Regions from separate parts of the Homo sapiens genome. Here region 2 is linked to region 1. Evidence: chromatin loops called from intact Hi-C (ENCODE). Cell type or tissue: PC-3. All regions are shown on one strand. Each heading gives the region's core, and the rest is flanking DNA. Links, peaks and the distances in the headings are about the cores only.

The links. A loop is a pair of places that touch in the nucleus more often than their neighbours do. Peaks named below come from ENCODE experiments on the same cell type or tissue, not always from the same donor. Only the 100,000 strongest peaks of a DNase experiment are listed, where the experiment ranks them.
Region 2: a loop joins it to region 1, with 4 times the contacts of the local background. A loop is called at or near these places in 22 of 110 quality-filtered maps.

The regions. Positions count from the first base shown.
Region 1 is chr19:19,472,533-19,480,532 of GRCh38, forward strand. The region is part of intron 2 of GATAD2A (GATA zinc finger domain containing 2A); the gene reads left to right. Among named protein-coding and RNA genes, the nearest start is that of TSSK6, 39 kb to the right of the region's middle. RefSeq lists enhancers at 133-825, 826-1,517, 2,211-2,902 and a silencer at 1,660-1,729. In PC-3, for the core only: a CTCF peak has its summit at 3,537; no DNase peak of the experiment used is centred there; H3K27ac peaks cover 1,173 bases.
Region 2 is chr19:19,356,303-19,370,078 of GRCh38, forward strand. It overlaps MAU2 (MAU2 sister chromatid cohesion factor), which reads left to right. Exons shown (of 19, transcript NM_015329.4): 19 at 1-2,452. LOC124904656 (a long non-coding RNA gene) reads right to left here. Exons shown (of 2, transcript XR_007067163.1): 2 at 2,409-2,659. Among named protein-coding and RNA genes, the nearest start is that of MAU2, 42 kb to the left of the region's middle. RefSeq lists enhancers at 8,654-8,753, 8,774-8,883, 10,631-10,680, 10,831-10,880. In PC-3, for the core only: a CTCF peak has its summit at 4,942 (motif pointing left); DNase peaks (open chromatin) are centred at 4,939 and 8,799; H3K4me3 peaks cover 587 bases; H3K27ac peaks cover 624 bases.

The DNA of each region.
Region 1 (8,000 bases), core at 1-8,000:
CATGTAGGCCAGGCTGGTCTTGAACTCCTGACCTCAGGTAATCCACCCACCTCAACCTCCGAAAGTGCTGGGATTACAAGTGTGAGCCACTGTACCCAGCCTTGATTTGTTTTTTTTTTTGGATGGAAGAGCACGTTGCTCAGTAAAAATGCGGCTCTTCTCCAGGGGTCCTGCAACTGAAAGGTAAGGACTGAGGGTCCCTCAGTCACCTTGGGCCTGCATGGGGTGAGGGAATGAGAACTCTGTGAATGGCCACACCTCACTGAGGATGTGTTTGTATGTGCCTTTTCTGAAGTGTCAACTCTTATTGGATTGTCAGTGGTCCAGGACCAGACCTGCTGTATGCCAGGTACTATGCTGATCTCTGGTAGAGAGGTAATCAAGACAGGATCTGATTTATGCAGCTATTTTTTTGGAAGACCATGTCATGAAGGAAAGCGCAGAGGTCTTGGAAAGAAGGACTTGCCATTGCCGATGTGGCTCACCGTCTCCATTTCCTTACTTCACCTGGGAGGAGACTGGGCTGTGGCTTCCGTGGTCCATGGATTGGGCAGACTTCAACACAGCCTAGGTGGATATCTGGCAAGTTGTCCCCGTTAGTGGTGTGTGGCGTTCAGGCAGCTCTTGTGTCTTGCTCTTCTCTTCCCCACCTCCCCTTGTACCATGAGTGGCTTGTCTGCTGTGGGAGGGGGCAGCACTTGGACCAAAGGCCTGCCCCATGGTCTGGACGGGGCAGGCTGGGATGTGTGTTCCTTGGCCACTTTGGGGCTCAAAGTAGCATCTGTGCTGTTAGATCTGATCTTGGCTTTAGTTTTTTTTGGCCTTCAGCTCCCTGGTCAAGCACTTGTGGCCAGTGACAGACTGTAAAACACACTGGAAATGTAGTCTGTTTACTGGGCCTGCAAAACCAGTCGCAATTGGTGACACTGGTGTCCTTGATGACAATTAGAATCATTGCCGTTGTCTTTCTTTTTAGACTTTTGCAGTCACCAAGAGGGCGGTGGGGTGACACATCTGTGTCACTTCCCTGCCCAGAGAATGCACTGGCTGATCATTTGATATTAAGACAGGTTAGGCCACCCACCACGGTGAGCATGCGTGCCCATCATTAAAATGCAGGTTAGGCCAGGCGCGGTGGCTCACGCCTGTAATCCCAGCACTTTGGGAGGCCGAGGCGGGCAGATCACGAGGTCAGGAGATCGAGACCATCCTGGCTAACATGGTGAAACCCCGTCTCTACTTAAAAAAAAAAAAAAAAAAAAAATTAGCCGGGCGTAGTGGTGGGCACCTGTAGTCCCAGCAACTTGGGTGGCTGAGGCAGGAGAATGGCGTGAACTCGGGAGGTCAGGCTTGCAGTGAGCCCAGATCACACCACTGCACTCCAGCCTGGGCGACAGAGCGAGACTCCGTCTCAAAAAAACAAAAACAACACATATTAACACCCAAGCCTTCCAAAACCAAAAACAAATCAGAAAGTAATGTGATATTGCTTCTTCCTAGACATCCAGCCACCCAGTTGTCCAGAACGTGGGAGTGTGGACGGCTTTGTTTTGTTCTGTGCCAAAATGGGGCCAGCTGGAAAAAAGGTGTGCATCACATAATTTTTGCAAGATGTCTCTGAGGATCACGGATAGAGTGAGTCCTTCCTGTTTGGACAGATGCTTTTTACAGGGAAGGGAGAGGAGGGTGAGGTCGACACTGGAATTGCCCCCAACCCCGACAACCACGTGAGCATGGGGCTCTCCTGGTGTGCCCGAGACAGTGAGTTCTGACTCACGTGTGCACCTGTGAGTCAAACCCTGAATTTAGGTCACAAACTTTATCACGGCCCAGAAACCTTACCATCCCACTCCAGAAGGGCCCTCACGCACTCCCAGCCCTTCCTGTTTTGGTGCTTCCCCTCATGAGACTGGTCTTGCCTCTTTTCCGGTTTTCCAGGGATGCACTCACAGAGTCAGTGCTCTTTGGGGTCCGGCTTCCTTCTGAGTGTTTTGGGATTTGCCCCTGGTGTGTATTGGTGTGCCTCTGAGTGGTGTGCACAGGGCACTTCTCACTTGTCAGTAGACATGTGTGCAGCCTCCAATTTGGGCCTGGTGTGAGCACCCGCTGCTGTGCAAGGTCCCTGCAGATTGTCTGTTTGTGGGTACGAGTCAGCATTTCTCTTGGTAAACACTCAGGTTAAACTGCAGGGTTACAAATTGTGTGTGTGGTTAGTCGTTTTAGAGAAACGACTGGGCTTTTCCCCCAAAATGGTCTGTGCTTTTCACACTCACAGGTGTGGCAGTCCAGCATACCGTCTTCACTTGTTGTTCTCAGTCTTTATAGTTTTAGCCACTGGGTCCCCAGAGAGGTTGAGGTCCAGACTTGGCCTACACGTGTGGCTCTGTCTTAAGCCCGTCACCCTTGTCCCTCTTTGATGGAAGCACGAGGCCAGGCAGAAGAGCCCACTGCCCCTTGTGCTAGTCAGTCACATAGCGGATGCTCGGACAGTTGCTGGTGCCACAGAACCCCTATCATCGTTGTGTTGGCTGCCTGCATACGGGTGGAGGGGTTGTCTTCACAGCGATGTGCAGAGCTGAGCTTCCACCCCCTGCTCTCAGGACTATGCCTCCCCGCAGCTGCTCCCGGCCCGCCGGCCGGCTGTCTACAGGAATGCACGTCCTTGAATGAGATGGACGATGGACTAATGTGGCACAGCTGTCGACGTGAGGGCTCAGGAAAGGGCTGGGTTCTCATAGCCCAGGGACATGGTTTGTGGCCCTCACACTGGCTGCCTCCTACAGCCCTCTTGGCAGGGATTGAACCCCTAAATCCCCCATCGGGGTGCCAGAGCTTTGGAAGTCCCACAGCAAGAAGCCATTTTCCCTTTGTGTGACCACTGGCCTGTCCCAGAGTCAGGGTCCAGACAGGGGGCTCCGGAGCGGGGTACTCTGTGGGCGGCTCTCTGGAGCCCCCCCCCCTCCACTGCCCCAGCCCCTCCCCAGCACCTGTTGAGGGCTGGCTGCTGCCTTTCACTTGCTAATTCTCTGTCTGCTTCTGGGCAACTTCCAGGAGAGGCTGGGTGGCCCCAGGGAGTGCCTTCACCAGCTCCGACTAGAAATCCACAGCCTGCGGGCATTTCTTAGCTCATGGGAACTGAGAGGTATGTTCCCTTGGGAATCTGTTTTGTGCTCCCTTCCCTGCCTTAGCCGCTGCCCCTCCAAACCTCAGTGGCCACCGTCTGTCTCCTCCTTGTTCTCTATGTCACCCCTTTCCTGCAGGCTCCTCATCCAATTTCCCTTTATCTGGGACTCTAATCCCAGAAATCGCTGAAATGTGAGGGGTCCACCTGTACTTCTAAGAATCGTTAGATTATATAGGGGCACCAGGATAACAGACTGCCCTGTTTCTAACTCCCCAAGTCCTCAGCTCACATGAGGGCCGTAGCATGAGCCGGCCCGGTGCCAGGTAAAAGAGCATCACTGCTGGTCTTCCTGAACTTCAGCTTCTCCAAGGTGTTGCCAGCTCCCTGTTGCCTTTAGACGCCCTCCTCTGGTCATGGAGGGGACTCGGATCCCTAACTTTGAAATGGGGCTTCTCTCTTGGACAGTGCAGGCTCTCTGGGGATGTTATTATCCTGTGGTGGCTCTGACAGAAAACCAGAGGCCACACTTTATATGGACATCGAGGTAATCACCAGTAAATGTTTGGCCTTCTCTGTCTGAACTCTTCTCACACATCTGTAAGTTGAGCAGATTTGCAGATTAAGCAGACCTCTTCCTTCTTTTTAAATGACTTGCTTTCTGTTTTGCTGCTGCGGCTTCTGATATCTCCTCCCAGCATGTATTCCTGCTGTTGTCTTATTTGTCACTCACTGACAGGCTTCTCTTCCTGTAACTGATGTCCCAGCTCCTGTAGCGGGTTATTTAAATGTCCCATCCACAGGGACAAGACGGGGAGGGTGTCTGACCAGCACTCCGCTGTGCCCACTGAAACTGGGTTTAGCTATGTTGCTTTTCAGTCTGCAGCCAGCTTCCCTGCCATGCTGCAAGCAGTTGCAGTGAAACCAACCTGGAGGCTACGGGGCGGCTTCTGAGTGCTCCTTAGGCCGAGAGCCAGTCCTGTCCCTCATGGTCCCCTAACCTGGTGAAGGAGTGGAGCGAAGGGCAGTGGGCGCCAGGCCTTGGGGGTCTCTGTGTGCAGAACAGGTAGAAACAGACGGAGTGGATACCTGGGAACCTGCAGGGGCATGTGTGATCCCAGGTGGGACAGGCAGGCGTCACACCCAGGGGGGCAGTGTTTTCCCGGTTAGCAGAATATGCCCCTGGAAGAAAAGAAAAGCCTACCTGGTTAGAAGAGATCTTTCTGAGGTTTTTCTTCTCTCTCTTAAGATGAGCATATGAATTATAATTTGTGAGCCTGAGGGGGCAGCTGGTGGTAGAAAAAAGAACGTGGGTGTCTGACAGCCTGGATCGGCCATGTACTGAATCTCTGTGTGGCCTGGGATAGTCTGCCCCCACTTTGTGAATGCCTCTTGTCTCCTCTGTGAATTGAGGCTCCACCATAGTGTAAAGTCACAGTGCTGAGAGGAAGGCAGGGTAACGCCTGAAGCCAAGCTGGATCTGCTGCCTTTGGAAACACTGAGTTACCTGTGGCTGAGGCTCGGGCAGATGCCACCGTTCTCTCTGGAGGGTGGGAGACAAGGGAGGGGACGTCTGATGGGTGGAAAGATGGGAGACATACCAGATGTTGCTATGTGCCTCCCTTGCTTGGGACCTGTGCCATAGGACTGCGGATTTTTAGAGCTTATATCTTTAAAATAGTTGTGACGTCATCAAATTGAAAAGCTTTGGGGGTTCATGCGACTGAGACTTGATGCCATGCAGAATTCCTCAAGGCAGGGCCCTGATAGCTTTCGTACAAAGAGCATTCTAAAGAGAGCCATCAGTCCAGGCCTCCAGGAGACTTGGCGTGTCTGCAGGCGGTGTGGGAAGAGTGGTCTGAGGGCACTCTCTGGGGGACTGCAGCCCAGAAATCATGGTGCACCGGGTGCAGGGGTCAGAGTCTGAAGGTACACGGTGGTAGGAGCAGAGACCGGAAAGGTGGTCTGGGATAGATTGTTGGATGCAGGAAGGGTGGAACATAGAGTTGGGACTGGGCCTTGGGTTTGGGACCCCCCTCTGGAGAAGGGAGAGTTGATGCTCTGAGCCTAGGTGGAGCCCAGGATCTCTCAGGCATTTGGACGGGAGAGAGGTGGCCAACTTGCTGGAGAAGGAAGGAGATTCCTAGTCCCGGAGACCAGCAGTCTAGGGGCAGTGGGGCACAAGATTCAGAATAGCGTCCTCACACTGAGGTCCTGGGTGACCTGGCCAGCCATGTTCCTGTGTTTGATCCACAGCCATAGGGCGTCGCCCGCTTTCTGTGACTTAGGTAAACATAGAGGCTGTACAGTTGCCACATAAGGCTGTAAGAACCTTAAGGTGACCAAATTTTGTTGGCTGATGATTAAATAGGTTTTATAAGCAATTATAGTGTATCTTTGGGGTGAATCCTATTAAATTTTTAGTACCTCTCACTTTTCAAAATACAACTTTGGCAGCAAAAAGAAAGTTACATGGGCCATGATACATCAGCAGGACAGGACCCAGGATCCCAGCCTCTGTACTACTGTCGAGGCTGCCAGAGATGGGAAATCCTTTTCCTGAAGCACTGGCACCTCCCCTTTTCCATCTGTGGGCCCCAGACAGCAGTTGGATTTGTGGGATATGTCTGTTGACATTTACTGTGTTAGAAAATTTGAAAATACTGGCCAGGCGCAGTGGCTTACGCCTGTAATCCCAGCACTTTGGGAGGCCGAGGTGGGCAGATCACATGAGGCCAGGAGTTCGAGACCAGCCTGAGCAACATGGCAAATCCCCGTTGCTACAAAAAAAGTAGCTGGGTGTGGTGGCGCACTTCTGTAAGCCCAGCTACTTGGGAATCTGAGGCACAAGCACCACTTGAACCCAGGAGACAGAGGTTGCAGTGAGCCGAGATCGCACCACTGCACTCCAGCCTCGGCGACAGAGTGAGACTCTGTCTCAAAAAAAAAAGAAAAAAAATTTCAGCCTGGGCAACATAGCAAAAGTGTCTCTACTAAAAATCCAAAAAAATTGCAGAGTGGTGGCGCACACTTGTAGTCCCAGCTATTCGGGAAGCTAAGGTAGGAGAATCACCTGGGCCTGGGAGGCAGAGGCTGCAGTCAGTTGAGATGGCACCACTGTACTCCAGGCTGGACAACCTGAGTTGAGACCTTGTCTCAAAAAAAAAAAACAAAAAAAAACCTATTATTAATTCATTTAAAGATGACTATAGTAGACCTGTGACATATTAGCATAAATAACTTATTATTAAAAATCTATTTTGCAAATCTCTTTAATACTCAGCTTACTAAGAAGGCAGCTGCTAGGTTCCCGTGGCTATTTCTGTGTCCATCCTCTTGCGTTCTTTGTGAGGGTTTGAAGCATGGTGAAGAAAATGTAACTAGCATGGAGAAGAGGTTGGAGAGTGGAGGAGCGTTTCCATAGGCTTTTTGGATCATTGTGCGTTTCCTCCTCTAATGAGAAACCAAAATCCAGAGTGGCTAGTCTCTACTGGTGAGTTGGCCCTTAGACTCTGAAACCTCATCATTGAGCTTTTTGTACATGGGTTACATTAAAATCCGTGGGACTCTTTTACACTTTGAACAGAAAAATCTGTTTTTAAAACTAACTTTTAATTTTAGAATAGTCTTAGACTCACAGAAAAGTTGCAAAGATCAGTCCTGCAAACCTCATCCCAGTCTCCACATTGTTAACAGACTACAGAACATGTGTCACAAGTAGTGAGCCAGGGTCCATGTATTATTTTAACCGAGTTCATACTTTATTCTGATTTCCTCAGTTTTTTCCAGCTGTCCTTTTTCCCTTACGTTATATTTAATCCTTGCGTCTCCCTAGATTCCTTGGACTATGACAGTTTCTCGTACTTTCTTTGTTTTGGGTTACCTTGTCAGTTTTGAGGAGCAGAGGTCAAGTGTTCTGTAGAATGTCAGTGCATTGGGATTTGTCAGATGCTTTTCTCACAGGCAGGTGATGGATTTGGGGGAGGAAGACCACAGAGGGTGAAGTGCTCTTCTCGTCACATCATATCAAAGGTACTGCTGGTCTTGAATGAACGATCGTTTTGGTGAGGTGCCATTTGTCAGGTTTTTCTACTGTAAAGTTACCCTTCCCTCCTTCCCCTGCTCCACCATTTCCATACTGTCCTCTTTGGAAGGAAGTTACTATGTGTGGCCCACTCTTTTTTTTTTTTTTTTTTTTTTTTGAGATGGAGTCTCACTGCGTTACCTAGGCTGGAGTGCAATGGCATGATCTCGGCTCACTGCAACCTCTGCCTCCCAGGTTCTAGTGATTCTCCTGCCTTAGCCTTGTGAGTAGCTGGGATTACAGGCACTTTAGAGAAGGGGTTGTTCACCAAGTTGGCTAGGCTGGTCTCAAACTTCTGGCCTCCTGTGATCCACCCGCCTCGGCTCCCAAAGTGCTAGGATTCCAGGTGTGAGCCACCGTGCCTGGCGACACAGCCTACTCTTGAGGAATGGGGACTCATGCTCACCTCTTCAAAGGTGAATTGTCTGCATAAATTATTTGGGATTCTTCTGCCTGACAGTTTTATCTTTTCTTCCCCTGAATGACATTTTACTCACGTATGAGTTTGTAATACCATTGAATGTTGGAAAATAGTAGTTTACTGGGTTATAGAGACGTTTCAGATACACATATCATCATTTAGTGTCACAAAATCAGATTTGTCAATGTCACCACCTATCCGTTGGGAAGTTGTTGAGCTCACAGCAAGTAGCAAATATAAGTTTTCCAAAATTCTGATTTTTGATTAATGGAAGCTCGTACTTTATCACTGGTACCAGATACCCTTGGGTGTTTTTCATGAAGCACCAGGCTTTGCATGAATGCTCACGCGAGCGTTTCTCTTCATGGCGCCAT
Region 2 (13,776 bases), core at 1,550-9,549, 110 kb before region 1:
AGCACTTTTCCCAGCTTTCTCTCCAGCATCAGTCCCTGCAGCAGCTGGGGCCTCTGGTCAGGAACCCTCAGGGACCCAGGAACTCAGCTTCCAAACATCTGCACCTTGACCGGACTCGCCATCCCGCCGTGGGGGTGCAGGTGATTGTAAACACGGGTGTGCATGTGGATGCACACGGGTGTGCGGTGAAGATCTGTGGAGATGGAGCTGGGAGCTGAGGCTCCTGTTGCACCAGCCACCTTCCCCCATCTTGTGGCTGCTGAGGGGCAGGAAGCGGGGGAGTGGGCTCGTCTCCTAAATTTAAGATCACCTCCTCAGCTAGCTTAGAGTGCGTGGCACGGGCCCCCCGCCCCCGAGATCTGGAGCCCAGGGACTTTCTTCCTGGCAGATCTGTGGCCTTCCCTGCTCAGCCTCTTGGTCCCCCCACTCCCTCCACCGCCTCACCTTCCCTGCTGGGTCTCTGGGGCACAGTGTGAAACCCGCACCCTAGCCAGGCCCCAGGGAGCCTCCGCTGGGCCCAGACAGCAGCGTTTGGTTTTATCCACTTTTCTTGGATAATCAGGAGGTGCCCCAGTGGTCACAGTGTGGCATTCCGAGTTGGGGCGGGTGGTCGGGTCAAGATAGCAGCAGCAGGTGTCAGGGCTCAAGACACCACCCCCTCCAGCTTCTGGGGCCCAGGAGCCTCTCCCTGCTACAGGGGGTGGGGGTCCTGCTCAGCAGGGTAGGTGGTGGTTTTAGGTCTTGTCACCCTCACTCAGTGGAACTGCCTCTGGGAGCTTTGGCGTCTGTGACTAAAGGGACGCTGGATTGCTCAGGTCAGCTGCTTGGGGCTCCCAGGCTGGGTGTGCCTTAGCCACAGGCAGGGCTGTCAATAACCCCCTTCCTCACTGGCCACCACCTGACATCAGCACCAGTGACAGGCTGGTCAGAGGGCGGGGCTGGTGAGGGTTTGTCCTAAGAGGACCACCGCCATCTCTGGGTCTCCAGGGGGAGAGCCTGGCCCTGTCCTTTGCTACCCAGGGCTGCCCCCAGGCCCATGAAGCCAATAGGAGAGCGTGTGGCACTGGCCCACAAACTGTCCCTGTCCTGTCTTCCTCCCGAGCCATGGCCTCTGCTAGCTCCACCTTGAAGGAGCCCCCCACATCCTCCCCTACATCCCAGAGATGCCACCACTTGTGTCTCCACAATGTGCTCCTGCCCACCCGGGTTCCGCACTGTCCGACCCCTGCACACCACTCATGTCACCACGGCGTGCATCATGTTCATCCCCATCTATTTATTTAAGCCTTTCTTTGCTTGTAGGGCATTTTGTATGTAGAGCAGTTGAAAACAGAACCTCAGAACTTAACATCTGTCCTGATGTTAAAGTGCTTTTCATGACCACCCTGTTATCTATGTATATGTAAAGTTAAGGATGAGATCTTAAGTTTACAATTAAAAACTCAGTACTCAATATTTAATATTCTACTCGAGCTTTATGGAAGCCAAATCATGTGCATGTGTGTGTGTGCGTGTGTGCAAGCTTTGAACCTCCTTCCACAGCCGCATCTTCTCATGACACAAAGCTTTTGATAAGTACTTTCCTGTGGGTCGCTCAGCGCCTCATAGCATCTCATTCAATTGCAAGAATAGAGGCCAGACACGGTGGCGCATGCCTGTAGTCCCAGCTAACTGGGAGGCTGAGGCAGGAGGATCACTTGAGCCCAGGAGATTGAGGCTGCAGTGAGCATGATCGCGACACTGCACTCCAGCCTGGGTGACGGTGAGACTTTGTCTCAAAAAAAAAAAAAAAAACAATGGAAGGCAGACAGCAAGTCCCTGAGGACACATCACACAGTGTCCTGTAGCTAAGTGTCTAGGAAAAAACAAAAACTCCAAACCCTTCAGTGGATGAGGACAAGGTCGCAGAAAGGCATTCTGTTGACAGATGAACAGCCGAAAGCTGGCCAGACCCTCCTGTATGCCTCTGCCCTTGTCCTGTGGGTTGAGGGGGTCTGACCAGGAGGCCACCTACAGCAGGAAGTGAGGCTGCCATGTTTCCTTGAGACACAGCTGCCTCTCCCCAGCTCTGTCCCTGTAGTCACCTGCCGGTGGGCGAGGATCCTCTCCCTGGGATAAGCACTCCCAGCCCCGTTTATCAGAAACACAGGCAAGGAAATTGGAACTGCCACCCAGCCCAGCATGGTGGCTCAATTGGTTGGTTGCGTTGTCAGTTGTCTCTTCGTTTTGTTAAGGTTTTTAATAAGTACGTTTGGCATAATGTCTTTTAATGGGTTTGTAATATTTGTAACGGTTTTAGCAGCCTATAACTTTTCAGCTGGTGCTTTTACTTAGGGAAAAAAACAATTTGTAAATACAGAACATTGTTTAAAAGACATAACCATAGAACATAGCTTCCTGTTTGTGGATTTTGTTTCCTATATATTCAAAGTAAAATGACTTACAGGAGCCACGTGCTGTGTCTTTGTTGTTTCCTCTGTCCGCTTTGTGAGCCATCCCAAAGACGGCTGCCACCCTTGCTGCCATGCCCACAGGGGCCCCCTCTGTGGCGGGGTCTTCAGCATGAGGATGCAGTCCCCAAATCCTGAGCCAGATGACGTGAATGGAAGCCTGAGTCCCCATCTCCTCCACTGATCATTTTCCTCTGGTCTGGCCTCGCCTAGAGAGGAAGGAACCCCATGCTCCATCAGCATATGAGGCCTTCAGCAGCCTGCTCCTGGAATCCTCCCTTCCCAGCCCTCTCAGGGGCAGACTCCCTCATGCACCCAGGTGTCCTGGTCCCTGTGTTTTTTTTTGTTGTTGTTGTTGTTTGAGATGGAGTCTTGCACTGTCGCCCAGGCTGGAGTGCAGAGGCGCGATCTCTGCTCACTGCAACCTCCACCTCCCAGGTTCAAGCGATACTCCTGCCTCAGCCTCCCAAGTAGCTGGGATTACAGGTGCCCGCCACCAAGCCCAGCTAATTTTTTGTATTTTTAGTAGGAACAGCATTTCACTGTGTTGGCCAGGCTGGTCTTGAACTCCTGACCTCGTGATCCACCTGCCTTGGCATCCCAAAGTGCTGGGATTACAGGCCTGAGCCACCGCGCCCAGCCGGTCCCTGCATTCTTAGAGGGGACCAGCCTCCATACACCTGGGAGTGAGGGGAGTTATTTGCCCAGATTTTTTTGTTTGGAGGTGAAATTACCATAACAAATTTAACTTTTTTTGCAGGTTGTGCTGGCTTACGCCTGTAATCCCAGTACTTTGGGAGGCCGAGGCAGGAGGATCCCTTGAGCCCAGGAGTTCAAGAACAGCCTGGGCTACATAGTGAGACCTAGTCTCTACAAAAAATGTATAAAAATTAGCCAGGCAACCAGGTGCCGTGGCTCAAGCCAGTAATCCCAGCACTTTGGGAAGCCGAGGTGGGCGGATCACTTAAGGCCAAGAGTTGAGACCAGCCTGGCCACCATAGTGAAACCCTGTCTCTACTAAAAATACAAAAATTAGCCGGGTGTGGTGGCGTGCACTTGTAGTCCCAGCTACTCAGGAGGCTGAGGCAGGAGATTCACTTGCACCAGGGAGTGGAGGGTTTCAGTGACCCAAGATCCTGATACTGTGCTCCAGCCTGGGTGACAGAGTAAGACTCTCTCTCTCAAAAAATAAATAAATACAAATACAAAATATAAAAATTAGCCGGTATGGTGGCGCACAACTGTAATCCCAGCTACTCGGGAGGCTGAAGCAGGAGAATCGCTTGAACCCGGAGGCAGAGTTTGCAATGAACCAAGATCACACCACTGCCTGGGCGAGAGAGGGAGACTCTACCTCGAAAAAAAAAAATAGCCAGGCATGGTGGTGTGTTCCTGTAGTCCCAGTTACTTAGGAGGCTGAGGCGGGAGGATTACTTGAACCCAGGAGGATATTAGCAGAGACAGAGTCTTGCTCTATTTTATATGTATATAAAATAGTATTATCTGTAAAGTGGACTGCTCAGTGGTATTCAGTACGTTCACAGTGTTGCACAGTTATCATCTCTATCTAGTTCTGGGACATTTTCATTCCCCCAAAAGGAGATTCATTGCCATCAGCAGTCACTCCTCATTCCTCCTCCCTCCCCAAGCCCCTGGCAACTAGTAATCTGCTTCCTGTCTGTGAATTTGCCTGTTCTGGATATTTTATATCAATGGAATCTCATACCCTGTGACCTCTTGTAGCCTGGGATCTCTCAGCACTATGTTTTCAAGGTTCATCTGCACTGTAGCATGGATCATTGCTTTGTTCCTTTTATGAGTGAATAATATCCCATTATATGGATGGACCAAACTGTTGATCTTTTTTTTTTTTTTTTGAGACAGGGTCTTGCTCTGTCACCCAGGCTGGAGTGCAGTGGGTTGATCTCGGCTCACTGCAACCTTTGCTTCCTAGGGTCAAGCAATTCTCCTGCCTCAGTCTCCTGAGTAGCTGGGACTACAGGCGCATACCACCAAGCCCAGATAATTTTTGGATTTTTAGTAGAGATGAGGTTTCACCATATTAGCCAGGCTGGTCTCAGACCCCTGACCTTGTGATCCACCTGCCTCGGCCTCTCAAAGCGCTGGGATTACAAGCATAAGCCACTGCACCCGGCTTTTTTTTTTTTTTCTTGAGACAGGATCTTGCTCTATAGCCCAGTGCAGTGGTATGATCTCAGCTCACTGCAACCTCCACCTCCCAGGCTCAAGGGATCCTCCCACCTCAGCCCCCCAAATAGCTGGAATGACAGGCACCACCATGCCAGGCTAATTTTTCTATATTTTCTAGACATGGGGTTTCACCTTGTTGCCCAGGCTGGTCTTGAACTCCTGGACTCAAGTGATCTGCCCGCCTTGGCCTCCCAAAGTGCTGGGATTACCACCGTGAACCACGGTGCCCGGCCTTATCCATCCTTTTATGGACATTCGGGTTGCTTCCCCCTTGTGGCGACTGTGAATAGTGCTGCTCTGTGAGTTTTGGCTGGACCACGTGTTTTCAATTCTCCTGGGCTTTCCCTGTGTCTTTATTGTGGACAGACAGGGCCGCTCAGCACACACATATGGTGTGAAGGCCCTCATGTCACTCTCAGGTTAGTTCCCCATGAGAGATACACAAGCCATCTTAGCCTCGAGCCCCAAGGGGCTCTGCTGGATGTGCAACGTTTTTGTATTTTGTTTTGCTATGTGTCGTTTAGAGACAGAGTCTCACTCTGTTGCCCGGGCAGGAGTGCAGTGGTGCAATCACTTGAGCCTCACTGCAGCCTCAAACGCCCTGGCCCAAGCGACCCTCCTGCCTCATCCTCCTGTGTAGCTGGGACTATAGATACGTGCCACCACACCCGGTTAATTTTTTTTTTTTTTTTGAGATGGAGTCTTGCACTGTTGCCCGGGCTGGAGTGCAGTGGTGTGATCTCGGCTCACTGCAACCTCTGCCTCCCAGATTCAAGAGATTCTCCTGCCTCAGCCTCCCGAGTAGCTGGGATTACAGGCACCTGCCTCCATTCCCAGCTAATTTTTTTGTATTTTTTAGTAGACACAGGGTTTCACCATGTTGGCCAGGCTGGTCTCCAACTCCTGAGCTCAAGCAATCCTCCCACCTTGGACTCCCAAAGTGCTGGGATTACAGTCGTGAGACACCACACCGGCCCTGTGCGAGTGTTTGAGTCTCAACATGGTGATCACAGCACCCCAACCATCGATGCCTGGGCTCCTTCTGCCCCATCCCCACCAGTTCAGCACCAGGCAGCCTTTTCACTCAAGGTAGACTCTGCTTATCCTTCATCATCAGCTTGGACATCATCTTCTCCAGACAGACAGGCAGGGGCCCATCTGGCCCATCTCATACCTCTCCAGCCCCTGCATGGGATTCACATCTTGAACCTGAGCTGGACCAGAGCACAGCATGACGAGCCTGCCATGGGACCAGCCACCTTTCCAGCAGGTGTGCAGCCCCCAGCTGGGAGGTGTGAACCTGCATGTGGACAGCAGGTCTATCCTGGGTTGACCAATGTTTCACACAAAGCCTACACCCAGGCAGTCACCTTGGCCTGGGCGCCCGGCAGACTAGGGTCACACAGCTCCTCCTGTTGAGTCATTTCCGAGTAGGCTATGCCCTGTGCAGCATCCATGGGACCCTGACTCAGGAAGTGAGTGACCTTCCTTTTCCCACAAGCCATGTCCTCATCCATGTCATCCCTCATCCACTTAGAGGATGAGGCGGGAGGGAGGTTGAGGCAGGAGGATCGCTTGAGCCCAGGAGGTTGAGGCTGCAGCAAGCTATGATCGCCCCACTGCACTCCAGCCTGGGTGACAGAGTGAGACCCGCTCTCTAAACAAAACATAGTGAAACAAAAAACAAATGATAGAAGCCAGATGTGGTGGAGCATACCTGTAGTCCCAGCTCCTTAGGAGGCTGAGATGGGATGATGGTTCAGGTCCAAAAGTTTGAGACTAGCCTGGGCAACGTAGCAAGACCCCGTCTCTATAAAAAATAAAACATCTGCCTGTAATCCCAGTACTTTGGGAGGCCGAGGCAGGCGTATCACTTGAGGCCAGGAGTTTGAGACCAACCTGGGCAACGTAGCAAGACTTTGTCTCTATAAAAAATTTAAAATCAGCTGGACGTGGTGGCTCATGTCTGTAATCCCACCATGTTGGGAGGCCGAGGCAGGTGGATCACCTGAGGTCGCGAGTTCAAGACCAATGTGGCCAACATAGCGAAACACAGTCTCTACTAAAAATACAAAAATCAGCTGGGTGTGGTGCTGCACGCCTCTAATCCCAGCTACTTGGAGGCTGAGGCAGAAGACAGTGACCCCAGGAGGCAGAGGTGGCAGTGAGCCAAGATGGCACCATTGTACTCCAGCCTGGGTGATGGAGTGAGACTCCATCTCAAAAAAAAAAAAAAATTAAAATCAGCCAGGCATGGTGCCTCACGCCTGTAATCCCAGCACTTTGGGAGGCCAAGGCAGGGAGATCATTTGAGGTCAGCAGTTTTTTTTGTTTTGTTTTGTTTTGTTTTTGTTTTGTTTTGTTTTGTTTTTGAGATGGAGTCTCGCTCTGTCGCCCAGGCTGGAGTGCAGTGGCGCGATCTCAGCTCACTGCAAGCTCTGCCTCCTGGGTTCACGCCATTCTCCTGCCTCAGCCTCCTTAGTAGCTGGGACTACAGGCGCCCGCCACCGCGCCCAGCTAATTGTTTGTATTTTTAGTAGAGATGGGGTTTCACCGTGGTCTCCATCTCCTGACCTCGTGATCCGCCCGCCTCGGCCTCCCAAAGTGCTGGGATTACAGGCATGAGCCACTGCGCCCGGCCGAGGTCAGGAGTTTGAGACCAGCCTGACCAACATAGTGAAACCCTGTCTCTACTAAAATATAAAAATTAGCCAGCCGTGGTAGCGGGTGCCTGTAATCTCAGCTACTCGGGAGGCTGGGGCAGGAGAATCGCTTGAACCCAGGAGGCAGAAGTTGCAGTGAGCCAAGATCACGCCACTGCAGTCCAGCCTGGGCAACAGGGCAAGACTCCCTCTCAAAAATAAATAAACCTGGCAGGGCGAGGTGGCTCACACCTGTAATCCCAGCACTTTGGGGGGCCAAGGCAGATGGATCACCTAAGCTCAGGAGTTTGAGACCAGCCTGGCCAACATGGTGAAATCCCATCTCTACTAAAAATACAAAAAAATTAGCCGGGCATGGTGGTGGGCACCTGTAAATCCTAGCTACTCAGGAGACTGAGGCATGAGAATCGCTTGAATCCGGGAGGTTGGAGGTTGTGGTGAGCTGAGATCAGGCCACTGCCCTCCAGCCTGGACCACAGAGTGAGATTCCATCTAAAAAAAAGTAATAATAAAATAAATAAAAATAAAAATAAAATAATGCAAAAATTAGCCAGCCACGGTGGTGCACACCTGTAATCCCAGATACGTGGGAGGCTGAGGCAGGAGAATCACTTGAATCCAGGAGGTGGAGGTTGCAGTAAGCCAAGATCACGCCACTGCAGTCCAGCCTGGTTGACAGAGCTAGACTCCCTCTCGAAAAAACAAAAAAAACACTTTTTTTTTTAAATTTAAAATTGCCAGGCGGCCGGGCATGGTGGCTCATGCCTATAATCCCAGCACTTTGGGAGGCCGAGGCAGGTGGATCACCTGAGGTCAGGAGTTCGAGACCAGCCTGGCCAACATGGTGAAACCCCGTCTCTACTAAAAATACAAAAATTAGCAGGGCTTGGTGGTGGGTGCCTGTAATCCCAGCTACTCAGGAGGCTTGGGCAGGATAATCACTTGAATCTGGGTGGCAGAGCTGAGATCGCGCCGCTGCACTCCAGCCTGGGTGACAGAGCGAGACTCCGTCTCAAAAAACAAAAAAAAAAATTGCTAGGCATAGTGGTGTGTGCCTATAGTCCCAGCTACTCAGGAGTCTGAGGTGGAAGGATTGCTTCAGCCTGGGAGGTCGAGGCTGCAGTGAGCCACGATTGCAGCTCTGCAATCCAGTCTGAGCAACAGAGTGAGAACCGGTCTCTAAAAATAATAATAAAAATAAAAAAGAAAATGGACAACTTTCTTTTGAACACAGCTTCTAGAACCCAGCACCTGAGGAAATATACGCAGGCAGAAATCCTCGCAGTGGCCACCTCACATCCTGTCTCCTCCTATTCCGGCTGCTTTGACAAATTACCATAGACTGAGGGGCTTACAAACAACAAATACTTATTTCTTACTGATCTAGAGGCTGGGAAATTCAAAATCAAGGTGCCAGCAGATTCGGAGTCTGGCGAGGGCCTGCTTCCTGGTTTGCTTCCCGCTCTCTAGCTCCACCCTCATGACATAATCATCTCCCAGAGGCCCCACCTCCAAAATACAATCACAGGCTGGGTGCAGTGGCTCACGACTGTAATCCCAAAACTTTGGGAGGCCAAGACAGGAGAATCACTTGAGCTCAGGAGTTCAAGAGCAGCCTGGGCAACATGGTGACACCCTGTCTGTACAAAAAATACAAAAAAATTAGCCGGGCATGGTGGTGCGCACCCATAGTCCCATCTACTGGGGAAGCTGAGGCAGAGGATCACTTGAGCCCAGGAGTTCAAGGCTGGAGTGAGCCATGATCCCACCACGGCATTCCAGCCTGAGCGACAGATCAAGACCCTGTCTGAAAAATAAATAAAAAACAGAGGACCGAGCGCAATGGCTCACGCCTGTAATCCCAGCACTTTGGGAGGCCAAGGTGGGCAGATCATGACGTCAGGAGATGGAGACCATCCTGGCTAACACGGTGAAACTCCGTCTCTACTAAAAATACAAAAAATTAGCCGGCCCTCGTGGCGGCAGAGCTTGCAGTGAGCCGAGATCATGCCACTGCACTCCAGCCTGGGTGACAGAGTGAGACTCAGTTAAAAAAAAAAAAAAGAAAAAACAGGCCAGGCGCGGTGGCTCACACCTGAGCTGAGATCGTGCTGTTGCACTCCAGCCTGGGTGACAACAGCGAGACTCCGTCTCAAAAAAAAAAAAAAATACAATCACATTTCAACATAAGAATATTGAAAGAGGAGGGACACGGTGGCTCATGCCTGAATCCCAGCACTTTGGGAAGCCAAGGCGGGAAGACTACTTGAGGTCAGGAGTTCAAGACCAGCCTAGCCAACATGGTAAAACTCCATCTCTACTAAAAATACAAAAATTAGCCAGGTGTGGTGACAGGAGCCTGTAATCCCAGCACTTTGGGATGCCTAGGTGGGCGAATCACCTGAGGTCAGGAGTTCCAGATCAGCCTGGTGAACATGGTGAAACCTCATCTCTACTAAAAATACAAAAATTAGCTGGGTGTAGTGGCAGGTGCTTGTATTCCCAGCTACTCGGGAGGCTGAGGCAGGAGAATTGCTTGAACCTGGGAAGCGGAGGTTGCAGTGAGCCGAGATCTCACCATTGCACTCCAACCTGGGTGACAAGAGGGAAACTCCACCTCAAAATAAATAAATAAATAAATAAATAAGATGAAGTTTCTTATTTCGTCCCAAATTTATGCTCACATGGTGAGATTACAATGAAATTGGCTGGGAAAGGAAAGGAAAAGGTTAATTTCCACATGAATTTTATTTTCTTAGTACTCTGATTTTTTTGATTTTTTTTATTTTTATTTTTTTTTTTTGAGATGGAGTTTCGCTGGTTGCCCAGGCTGGAATGCAATGGTGCAATCTCAGCTTACAGCAACCTCTGCTTCCCAGGTTCAAGCGATTCTCCTGCCTCAGCTTCCTGAGTAGCTGGGATTACAGGCGCACACCACCACGCCCAGCTAATTATTTTGTACTTTTAGTGGAGATGTGGTTTCACCATGTTGGCCAGGCTGGTCTGGAACTCCTGACCTCAGGTGATCCACCCGCCTCGGCTTCCCAAAGTGCTGGGATTACAGGTGTGAGTCACTATGCCCGGCCAGGGATAGTCCACTTTGTCAGTGTGTGTTTGTTGTGAACGTCGTCTCTAACCACAGTTCCTTACACTCAGTGTTTCTGCAGCGCAGGGTTCAGGCTCCATCTGCAGTTAGGCACACTCTGTCCAGAGTGAGTCTCTGTGTGGCCTTGGCGCTGTCCTGCTATTCCAGGGTTCTGAGCACAAATCCTCCCCTAAAGGGTTAAGCACAAACTGTTCAGAAGTCCTGTCGTGAACCGGAAGTGTATCTCCCACTCTGTCTTCATCTGCAAGTGTCCTCAGTTGCTACTGGCGGCCCCTGGCCTGCTCTGGCCTTGGCCACCAGGGGGCATGGTGGCCCAGGAGCAGCAAGGGCTGCCCAGGCAATGTCCCCACCAGGTAGGACAGGTGGGAACCTACAATCCAGCTAGAAAGACTGGGCTGGATGTTGCCAGACCCCAGTCTGGCCAGGCTTTGCTCATCTGCAGGGATGTGGGGTGACCTTCACACCACTCCTGTAACTGTTGGAGAAGACAATGGCCAGGGTTCTCCGGGCGTCAGGGTGACACCATTCCCTCCTTTACTTGCCAAACATGTATTAAGCACCTACTGTGCGCTGGATGCTGGGAACACAGCAGAGACCACATCAGACAATGTCTGATGCCCTCAGAGGGTGGACATAGTTCCCCTGATGACGGGTTTCAGAAGGGAGGGAGTGTTGACCATCTGTGAGAAGGGAGTGTCGCACAGTAGGTGGGGGACAACCACAGGGGAGGAGGTGGGGGACGCTGTGACAAGACCAAAAGGAGGGCTGGGAGCGATGGTTCATGCCTATAATTCCAGCACTTTGGGAGGCCGAGGTGGGCAGATCACCTGATGTCAGGAGTTTGAGACCAGCCTGCCCAACATGGTGAAACCCTGTCTCTACTTAAAATACAAAAAATTAGCCAGGCATGGTCGTGGGCGCCTGTAATCCCAGCTACTCAGGAGGCTGAGGCAGGAGAATTGCTTGAACCTGGGAGGTGGAAGTTGCAGTGAGCCAAGGTCACGCCATTGCACACAGCCTGGGCAACAAGAGCAAAACTCCGTCTCAAAAAAAAAAAAAAGGAGGCAAGCAGGCCCCCCTTGGGCCAGCTGATCAGAGCTGGACAACATTCCAGCTTCGGCGATGGGGCCACCAAGACCCAGGCATCTGGGGAATTGTGTCCCCTACTGGCACAGTTGAGTGACTCGGGTGGGGACTGCAGGCTCTGGTCCTGGTCCCCTCCTGTCTGGCCACCCCTCAGGGGACACTGGGAGGGTATCGCGGCTACCAGGCTGCCTGTCGCATTTATGGAGGGCCAGTCCACCACCACCTTGTACTCAGCTGACATCTGGAAGCACATCCAGGAGGACACTGAAGGCTCAGAAAGTGCCTGGGCCCCTGTGTTCAGGTGTGAAATCAAATCTCTGAGGCCCCAGACCAGAGCCATCATCCTTCTGCCCCCACTGGACTGAGACTCACATGCCCAGAACTGCACTTGTGGATGATGGTGGTACATCCAGGGCAGAATACACGGCAGACAGGTCAGCTGATGACAGTGTCTGCTGGCCAGGGTCAGTCCCTGACTCTCTTGTATAATGTGTAACCCAACAGCGCGTGCCCAGGGGGCTGGGGCACTCCAGACACCGGCCCAGGCCCTGGCTTGACTCAGGCCTGACCCTAAAGGAACCCGAGTAAGTGTCTCAGAGCCGGGTCCTGGATCCAAATGCCCCTAATACTTCACACACCGGCCACCATGCTGCTTCCTGAGCAACCTGCTCCCCAGGAAAAGTGACCTAATCACTCCAGGCTGTTCTTCTCCGGAGCATCCTCTGGTACCCACCGAAGGAAGTGACCCCTGAGTCCTACTCAGCTCCTCCACTCACGGGATTTTTTTTTCTTGGCAACTAGTTCTCCCTATACCCAAAACCTATATGACAAGAGGATCCTTTTTATTAAAAAAATTTTTTTGCCAAGTGCGGCAAAAAATCCCAGCACAGGCCGGGCACGGTGGCTCACGCCTATAATCCCAGCACTTTAGGAGGCCGAGGCGGGTGGATCACGAGCTCAGAAGGTCGAGACCATCCTGGCTAACACGGTGACACCCCATCTCTACTAAAAATACAAAAAATTAGCCGGGCGTGGTGGTGGGCACCTGTGGTCCCAGCTACTCAGGAGGCTGAGGCAGGAGAATGGTGTGAACCCGGGAGGCGGAGCTTGCAGTGAGGCAAGGTCACGCCACTGCACTCCAGCCTGGGCGACAGAGCGAGACTCTGTCTCAGAAAAAAAAAAAAAAAATCCCAGCACTTCGGGAGTCTGTAATCCCAGCACTTTGGGAGGCCAAGAGTTTGAGACCAGCATAGCCAACATGGTGAAACCCCGTCTCTACTAAAAATACAAAAATTGGGCACGGTGGCTCACACCTATAATCCCAGCAATTTTCGAGGCCAAGGCGGGTGGATCACCTGAGGTCAGGAGTTCCAGACCAGCCTGGACAACATGGTGAAACCCCATCTCTACAAAAAATACAAAAATTAGCCGGGCATTGGTGGTTTGTGCCTGTAGTTCCAGCTACTTGGGAGACTAAGGCTGGAGAATCACTTAAACCTGGGAGGTGGAAGTTGCAGCAAGCCAAGATTGCACCACTGCACTACAGCCTGGGCGAAGAGTGAGAATCTGTCTCAAAAAAAAAATTTTTTTCTCTTTGGTCATGTGCGGTAGCTCACGCCTGTAATCCCAGCACTTTGGGAGGCCAAGGCAGGTGGATCACTTGAGGTCAGGAGTTCCAGACCAGCCTGGCCAACATGGTGAAACTCCCGTCTCTACTAAAAATACAAAAATCAGCTGGATGTGGTGGTGGGCACCTGTAATCCCAGCTACTTGGGAGACTGAGGCATGAAAATAGTTTGAACCTGGGAGGCAGAGATTGCAGTGAGCTAGGATCATGCCACTGCACTCCAGCCTGGGAGACAGAAAGAAATTCTGTCTTAAAAAAAAAAAAAGGGGGGGGTGGCAGGCGCAGTGGCTTACGCCTGTAATCCCAGCACTTTGGGAGGCTGAGACAGGCGGATCACATGAGGTCAGGAGTTCGAGACCAGCCTGGCCAACATGGTGAAAACCCTGTCTCTACTAAAAACACAAAAAATTAGCCAGGCGTAGTGGTGGGTGCCTATAATTCCAGCTACTCAGGAGGTTGACGCAGGAGAATTGCTTGAACCCGGGAGGTGGAGGTTGCGGTGAGCCGAGATCGCACCATTGCACTCCAGCCTGGGCAACAAGAGCAAAACTCTGTCTCAAAAAAAAAAATTTTTTTTTTTTGGCCAGCGTCAATGGCTCATACCTGTAATCCCATCACTTTGGGAGGCCGAGG